Linked DNA regions of Homo sapiens: region 1 is linked to region 2. Evidence: chromatin contacts called from ENCODE Hi-C data. All regions are on one chromosome and are shown on one strand. The core of a region is the stretch at or near the end of the contact, and the rest is flanking DNA. Distances in the headings are between cores, read along the strand shown. Region 1 overlaps ATP8A1 (ATPase phospholipid transporting 8A1). Region 2 overlaps DTHD1 (death domain containing 1).

What was found. Hi-C counts contacts between places; a loop is a spot of excess contacts on that map. Pooled maps may share reads with other maps.
Region 1: a loop to region 2 is called in a map with no recorded cell type, with 12 times the contacts of the local background. The contact joins two enhancer-like sites. A Hi-C loop is called at or near these places in 3 of 37 single-sample maps with no recorded cell type and 3 of 50 pooled maps.

Annotation. Positions count from the first base shown.
Region 1 is chr4:42,625,749-42,629,957 of GRCh38, forward strand. It overlaps ATP8A1 (ATPase phospholipid transporting 8A1), which reads right to left. Exons shown (of 37, transcript NM_006095.2): 2 at 1,247-1,361. Among named protein-coding and RNA genes, the nearest start is that of ATP8A1, 29 kb to the right of the region's middle. RefSeq lists a silencer at 1,220-1,269. Within about 2 kb of position 2,608, at least 15 of the 41 ENCODE cell types and tissues checked have a DNase peak (open chromatin) inside an H3K27ac peak, as active enhancers do.
Region 2 is chr4:36,322,542-36,326,990 of GRCh38, forward strand. The region is part of intron 8 of DTHD1 (death domain containing 1); the gene reads left to right. Among named protein-coding and RNA genes, the nearest start is that of DTHD1, 43 kb to the left of the region's middle. Within about 2 kb of position 3,135, at least 3 of the 41 ENCODE cell types and tissues checked have a DNase peak (open chromatin) inside an H3K27ac peak, as active enhancers do.

The DNA of each region.
Region 1 (4,209 bases), core at 1,358-3,857, 6.3 Mb after region 2:
TCCATAATTAGCACCCACACTTACAAAGTTCTGTTACTAACATATAAAAAGTTAGATAAGGAACATTTGCCGGCTGTTTCAAATTGGGAGAATATTGCAAAGGGTCATTAACCTAAATGAAAAAGAGTGAAAAGGTTAAATAAATGGTAAAGCATGAATACCACAGATTTTTTTTTTTTTGCATAATCTTTTGTCCTATTTGGCCAATTATTCTGCTTAACATTACTAGAAGTAGCTTACAAAGAAGAGCAACTTTGGAGTTAAAGGGCTCCAGCCCTCCATAAGACAGAGTACAACGTGTGACTAGAAAATAAAATCTTGCCAAAAGAACCCCGAAATCAGCAATTTGAGCAATTTGACCAGACACTGTAAACAGAGATGCCTTTCCTGGATAATTTCAGGGAGATCTCTGGGGTTCTGTTTGAATTTTCTTCACTGCCACTCCAGGAACATGGCTAGAAATCCACACTAAACACACCAGATATGCCCACATCAGTAAGATATCACTACTTAGGTCTTAGAAACACCCAGATCTTCCTCTTGTTTATCAAATAGAAAGGAGATTAAAGCAGACACATGCCACATTACCCAAATTGAGAAATGTTCCTCTAGAATTTGAAATTGTACATATTAAGTGGGCACTTCTCAAATCTAGTTAACTCTGCCACTGGAGAAACACTTTATTGGTATTGAAGGTGTTTATGTGGTCCCAGAAGCCGCATAAGTGGCCAGTGCTTACACAGATACTTTTTACATTATTGTTGGAATGAAAACACAACAGTGCAGTGAAGTAATTCGCACAGCCCTCCATTCCTCCACACCATACTAAACTTCACAACTATCAAAAACCAATACTTAAAGACTATATAACCAGAAGGAATTCTTGGTGCAGAATTGCAAAGACCTCTTCTAAAATGTTAAAACTTGCTAACCAAAACCAGTAACGCATCGCTCTATTAACAGGTTTAGGACAGAGGCATTTACACATAAGCAGCTTTCATTATTCAATATCTATGCAGCATCGGCAGAGGATGGGTGCTTATTCTTTCTGCTCCTCGCTATTTCCAGATTCTTATGAATATTTCTCTATGGGAGAGAAGATGGGGAAACAGCCTATTCACACTGCCAACAGGGAGCTCTCAAATATTAACTGACTGCACTGAAAGCTCTTTGCAAGCATTTTCATTTTGACCTAACCAGCTCTGCTCTGCTGGCTGGTCTCATGGCATTCTTTGGTAGTTCTTACCTGACATGGTTATTGCAGAATTTTGTCAGCTGGGGCTGGTTGATGAAAATAGTCCTTACTTCCTCCTGGTCAGCCAGTGAGGTCTTCTCTGAAACATCATCTGTCTTCTCATAACCTTAAAAAGAGATCTTCTTATTGTACAAGAAATGTTTTATTGTCCAGACCAAAAACAGATTTCATAACTAGTCTAGAATATGAAATCTGTTAAAAGCTACTTGCTTCCCCTTAACTGTTGTTTCTTTTATAATAAAAAGTAACATCCCCATATTTAACATTTCTACTAGATTTAAAGGGCAGCATTTAACAGTCATGTAAAAACTGAGCCATATCAAAAACAAGACATAACATCAACTTTCCATTTCCCCCGTAAGTGTTCAACTTCTTTCCTTCCACTATATAAAAAGATGCCCAGAAGTAAACCTTAATTTTAAACTGGTTTAAATTACAGTTTTAGGTAAAACTAACAAGGTAATTTAAAATATAGTCAAAAATTAAAGCATATGCATTTAATACTTTTCTGGGTTTTTTCCCAGATGAAGACAGAAGAAAAGATAAATAGTAAGGTTTAAATAGAGAACTGCAACAATGATCCAACTCACTATCATCACCTATTTTTTTCTCCAGTTAGAATTCATGTTCACAAACGAACTTTAAATTTCTCAAGAGCACTTCAAGTCATCTCATAATCATTGAAACAACAGGATACATTCAACTGGGTACTTTGTTGCAATGTTGACAAACACTTTAAAAAATACATACAAGTTCTAGAACAGAATATCAACAGATAGTATTTTAAACAGCTTTTTGTGTCTTCTAGTGAAAAATCAAAGGGGTGACAACAGTACTGTATCTCCAAAACCCATTTTTCTTCTCTTTTCTGCCTAGCCAATGCCAACTCCTCCCATAAGACCTGCTGACATGTGGTTTCTTCTGAAGTGTTCTATGATGTTCAAGTTAGGTAAAACGTCTTTGGGTTTCCACAGCCCTCTGAACCTCCCCACTCTTCAGCAAAACACTTACCAGAAGGTTTTGTTGCTGCCTGAGTCAGGTTCCCCCTACCAGAATGGGAACTCCCTAGGGCCATAGAGGGTGTGTTATTCATCTTCTCAACACCAGTGCCAACAAACAGCAGGTACCCAATGTTTGCCGAATACATATACCCAATGAAAAATGAGTGGTTGACTGTTTTTTGGGGGCAAGAAAAGCTGCTCCACCCACTGATGAAAAAACAACTGTTGGCCAAGTGCTGGTAACAACTATGTGAAAAGCTGGCCTGTGGGGTTTGTTATAGTATGAAACCAGAAAATCACTGAGGTGTTCTACAAAGGTGAGAAGCATGAGCACAGGGACTGGGGTGTGAGAAACGGTGTCATGTGTGCAGGGGAGAGCAAACAGGGCAGTGCTGCTGGAGCACAGACAGAAGGCGGACGAGAAACCACGCTGAGGAAGCACGCAGGCCAGGTCCCAGAGGACCCTGCGCTCTGCTTGGCAGCCAACCACTGAAAGCTTTCCAAGTAGGAGGGGCACAGGGTGAGAGGCACATTGTATCCTTATCACCCTGGAGGTCACATGGCTCCGAGTAGATTCTGTCACACCCATTTTGCAGTTTCAGACCCAATCAGCAGCTTTGCTCACAGTGTTTCCCTACACCATGTTCTAAACACATACTTTTCCCTCTAGTTTTGTATAATTGAAATTTCACACATGGGTTATTGAATAGAGGGAGATCAATCTTTAAAAAAAATTGAGTCCTTTATTAGGTCTTCCTTCGTGGTAGCATGAAGACCAGAGTGTGCTGTTCCCCGCCTCTGGATTAGAGAGAGAGCCTCAAAAAAACCAGCTCTTCACTCCACTCTGAGCTGATGTTCTCAGGTTGTGTTGTATTTACTTTATATAATGGACTTTTGAGTGTTGTATCTACTTTATGTAATGGGACTTTTGAGGGCCCCGCCCTTGGATGTCCTTAGCTGAGGAACTGGGTGTTACTCCATCCAGACACACCTACTTACATTGAGGTCTCAAACGCTGCTGGGAGAGCACTGGATATTGCTATCCACTGAAAGCAATTGGATACTGCATCTCCCCCTCAGATATTAACTTGTATTCAAGAATTTCTGTGGGGCAAAGGATTTTCCTTGAACTAAAGGGACTGGAATTAACCCCATCCCTTATGTGGGAATCAGAGTAATTAAAACAATCCTAATGGATTAGTAGGGGCCCAACCTAGGTCAGATAATAAGGGATCTTTAAAGAGAAAACTCACCAAAATGAAGGGGAAAATCTAAACTGTAAACTGTTGCCAGGGGTAGGACCATCGAAGAGACTGGATGGCTCTGAGCACAGGATTTCACAGACAACATAGGCTTTCTTTACCCAGGCATTACAGAAAAGCTTTGGAAAGATATTGTACATGAAGCTGAATGTATGCAGAACGCTTCGCTCTGTTGTGCCCTGACCAGGTGTGATACTGAGGAAGGGAGATCTGCACTGAAAGCAGGGAGTGAGGCTCTCAGCCAGTGGAGCTGGTAGGCACCTCTCCCCTGTCTCCTCAGCAGTGACATGGAGAGCCATCAGGCACCTGAAGCCCACTCCCAGAATGTTTGAAGGCCAGAGATTGCAGGTATCACCTTCTGTTATGTATCCAATTCTGTTTACTCCTAGCAGGTGACAGCAAGCTAGCAGTAAACAGGCACAGCAACCTCAGAGGTTCTCAGAAATATCTCAGTGAACATACTTGACCTCAGAGATCCTCAGGAATATTCTGATGAAGGTACCTGGGAAAAAGACTAGCATTTTTGCTAATTTGGAAGTGAGAGTTTGTAACCATTATAATTAAACTCTTCAATGCAATCATCTTACATTGCAGAAATGGGCAACTTAGGTCTGGACTTAACGTAAGTAACCTGTCAATCCAGACTCTTTCCATGTAAAGAGAAACGGACTCTTCCATTTGATTAATGAAC
Region 2 (4,449 bases), core at 1,885-4,384:
CGCAGCAAGTTCCAAGACTCCGAGACGGGCACGCATTTCAAGTCAAGGACTCGAAGGAAGGCTGTGATGGTCAGTGCGCATGTGAGGGCCACAGAAAGATGATGAGGTTTGTAAGATAGTAAGCGTCCTGGTGATACTTCATATTCTATATAATCTTCTGAAAATGATCCCACAAACAATATATTTGAAAATATGTGGCTGAAAAGAATAATGATTCACCACTAAATCTTTCTGAAGTTGTGCCTCAGCCTTTCTCCTTTCACAAAATGTTCAAGTAAATTCAGTTCACACTGCACATAATTGTATTTTGGCAGAAACAAGGCAAGTTTCAAAAAACTCTCAAAGGTTTTTTAGATGGAAGGGAGTGGAGAGAATATTTTGTGCATGTGTGCGTGCGTCTGAAGTCACGCCAGATAGGTGACTATATGCCATTTGCTTATTTGTGCTAACTTGGGTTGTGACTGCTTTTGACTCCTTCCTCCTACTTAGAGGTTTTGTTTTGAAGGAAAGAAGGGCTCCAGATCTGACTGCTGTCACCTATTCGAGGCTGGAGTTTCCCAGTAAAACCTAACCCACACATTTACGTAAGCCATCTGTTGACCCAAGTTTTGCTTAGCCTGAACTTCCTGGATTATTATTTTTTTAAACTGAACTCCTGACATGTGATTTCTAGTAAATAATGATACTGCTTCAACACTTTCTTTCTCACCACATTAAATAACTTGCTGTGTCAAAGGGAGGAAGCAGGCAGATGGCAGTGCAAGAATCAGTTCGTCAGAATCGCCACTTTCACCACTTTGGATTTCATTACCATCTCACTGCTCTGCTAGGGATAATGTTGTTCCTATATTATTTTTTCCACCAATATGAAATACCAAAGCAATTTTGACTAGATAAATGAGATGATTCTGAACCATTAAAAAATGTTTACATCCAAAAGCATTTTAATTCTACTCAGACTTCTCAGTTGCAGTAATTTTACAAAATTATATTAGGGTTGAAGGATCAAATGGAACTTATTATGTTATTGCTAGGTATTTTAAAAAGCAGATTGAAAGAGCACATTAGAAGAAATTCCTATAAGAAAAATCAGGATTTTGTTTTGTTTTGCTTTGTTCTTGCTGTGGTTTTTGAGGGAATAGTGCCCACATTGTGATTGTTAAGTTTTCCATAACTTAGTGTCATGCTTTCTATACTAGAGTTAATTCCAGTAACATGTTTGGTGCATCATGTCCCTTCCCCTATCAATTACAGAAGAAAGCCACTAGGTTCTTGGTAAGTAGAAATATTATGTTAATTTTTTAACCTCTAAAAGTTTCCAAAATCTTCTCACTCTTTCCAATGAGAAGGATGGATGGAGAAGGGAGAACTCTGGCACTCCATGCATCTCCCTTACATGTTATCCTCATGTCTGCAGTTCCACTTTCCTACAGGCAACCAGAATGACCTTCAAAGCCACAATTTTGACCATGTCACTAAGAGGAACATGAGGGGAAAATGAACAAAGCTGGTTTAGTCAGAAACAGGATCCTGTGTTCTTTTTTGGAAAGTACTTTGACAACCAGTTTAATGAGAAGAGATTATTTCCCTTCTCCTCCCCCCCATTCCTTTCTCTTGTTCCCTTTCCCTTTTCTTTTTCCTTTCCCCTCCACTCTCCTCCCCTTATCTCTTCCTCTGCACCTTCTTTTTCCTGTCCCTTCTCCCCTTTCTCCTTCTCTGGCCCCTCTCAACGCCTCCCTCCTCCTTCCTCCTTCAACTCTTGGCTTTAAAAGATAAGGTTTTCTCTGTTTAGAGGGCAGTATAACTAAACAGGAATTGGGCACTGTATCGTTATAGGGCTTTTGATTTTTCTTTTACAAAGGAAGCACAGATATTCCTGCCTATCTAAATAAATTTGATAATTAAAATTTCATTGATGTGTTTGCACTTATTCTCTTAAAACTGTAACATTTAATAAGTAAAAAGTTATGCTCATTAACTCAAACAGATTTTAGTTTATGAACTTCAACTGTTTTTGTTTTTATTTTTTCTTCTGTAGATGTATTATATCAGTCAACACGTTAATTTAGCAACCACAAAATCCCTAATATATACAAGATATTCTGTAAGGCCTAAAAGTGATAATAATAATAGTAGAAGCCAAAATTCTAGCTTTCAAGGAGATTACAGTCCAGTTTAGGAAATAAAGTATAAAACTTTAAAAGTTATAAAACAAAGCAAGAGATAAATAATAATTGAATACAACAATACAGCAATAGCAAAAGGCAGGAACTGATTGTTAATTGCAAATGAATAGTAAGATGTTAAATGCTAGGGCATTTCAGAGAAGGGGGTGAACGCTGTGGACTGAGGTGACTTGCGGGTGCTTCAGGGAGCAAAATGATTGCAGAGAATGTTTAGGGTCTGGAGAGGAAGAGAGAAAGGGGCAATGAGTTTCACACAAGAGAGATGGCATGAGTAGAAACTTTGAAGTGGTCAAGCACAAGACGTGTTCCGAGAAAGGATGATGAATGCACCTGTTTCTTCAGGGGAAGATTTGGAAATGTCATGTTGGAAATAAGCTGGGGAAAGATTATGGAGGGCCTTTAATTCCTTACTTAGATTAACTAAATGACTCTGTAGTTGTGGTAGCAAGCTTTCTGTCAAAATTCACCAAAAAACTGTGATTGATTTCATGACATAGAGAGCACATGCAAACCAGAGACCCTTAGTTTTTGAGTAAACAACAAAATCTCTCATCTACTGATACTCTTGAAACTGGTATGGCCATAATTGAGGATGGAGAAATAGGTATCTGGTTTGTTTATAATTAAGTTGATCTTTTATCTTTTGAGTAACAGCTAAAGCCATTGGAAAGCCATTGGAAAATTTTAACTAGGAGAGTGATATGATCAAGTTTTGTTAGCAACATTACTACGACAGCCTATAAGGATAAACTAGAAATGGATGAGCTTAGCAATAGTAAAATAAAGAGCTAATGAAATAGTCCACAGAAGACAGTGTGATAGCCTATGTAAGATCATGACAGTAAAGATAGCAAGAAAAGAACAGAGTTAGAGAGAGATTCAGGATTTGAGATCAACAGGTCTTGGTGATAGAGTGAATGTGTGTGGGACTGGGTGGCAGGAGAATATTGGCAGATAGAGGAAGTCGTGAAGGGGATTTCCAAGGTTGCTCTCAGTACACTGGTTTGAGCTACTGTCCTGTGATATAATACAGTGTTTGTTGATTTTACTTTGGAAGTGTTGTTTAAACTTGCATTTCATCTTCAGTCCCTCTAATATTGCCTTAACACACAGATGATAGCAACATTTTCCTTGGAGGCCTATCACTAGTTCCCTTATCTGCTTTAGGCTGCCTTCCTCACAATTGACAGCTTGATTTTTCTCAAAAACAAATATGATTTCATCACTCTTCCAAAACTTCTCATTGGATGTCTATTGATTAAAAGTCCAAGCCAGTTACCGTGGCATATAGGGCCCATTGCAAACTCCCACAGCTCATCGTCATAACCTTTTTATATTACATTTCCCCAACTAACATATTTTGCTCCAGTTCTACTTAAAGCCTCACTTCTCTTCAAGACTCTTCCCACGGGCTGCCATTGTGACAGCAATGACTCCACACTTAACCCTATTATCCCCTCTTTAGGAGCAGTCTTTAAGTTTTCCAGGAAGTATTAGACACTGCACTGTATCTGTAACTAAAGCACTTTGAATATATATATAACATATATATTATATATATAAACATATGGTCCATTATAATTTTTATTTATATAAAAATCATGGTAATGATAATAATGATGAATACCTACTAAATTATTCCCTGCTAGTAACTTGACAAAGCATTTACACATTAACTTATTTATTGAAAAAAAAAAAAACCTTAAATAAAAGTTTCTTCATTTAAGAAACTGAAGCATATAGAGGTTTTCCCCAAGGGGAAATGGCAAAACTACTGTTTGAAACCAAGTTTGTCTGATTTCAATGGCAACACTCCTAACATTATACTCTACTGTCTGCTTTTGAGACTGAGTTCCTCAGGGTTGAGAGCACTGCTCATTCAATTTTGTAATCCCTTCCCCGAGGATGCATTCAATAATGTTTTGCTGAACTCTTTAATGAATAAATGAAAGCATGCTGGGGAAATTGAAAAAGCAATTGAAGGTGGAGTTTTAATAGCTGACAGAAGCCTTACCTGTTTTCTTCCCATCTAGCAGTTGCATTTAGCAGAAGCCTTTCATGACTTTAAAGGAATGACTAATAGGATTTCACACACTGTGGCAAGACCTGGGAGGGTGACATTTTGTGTGTGGCTGTCCAGGCCTTTCCCAGAAACATTCAGATTACTCTTTCTATTGGAAAAACTATTTCTAGCTATGATCCAAAAAGCCAAACCAAAACAAGGATTTGTTTTTCTTTTTTTTTTTTTTTCTTTCTTCAGACG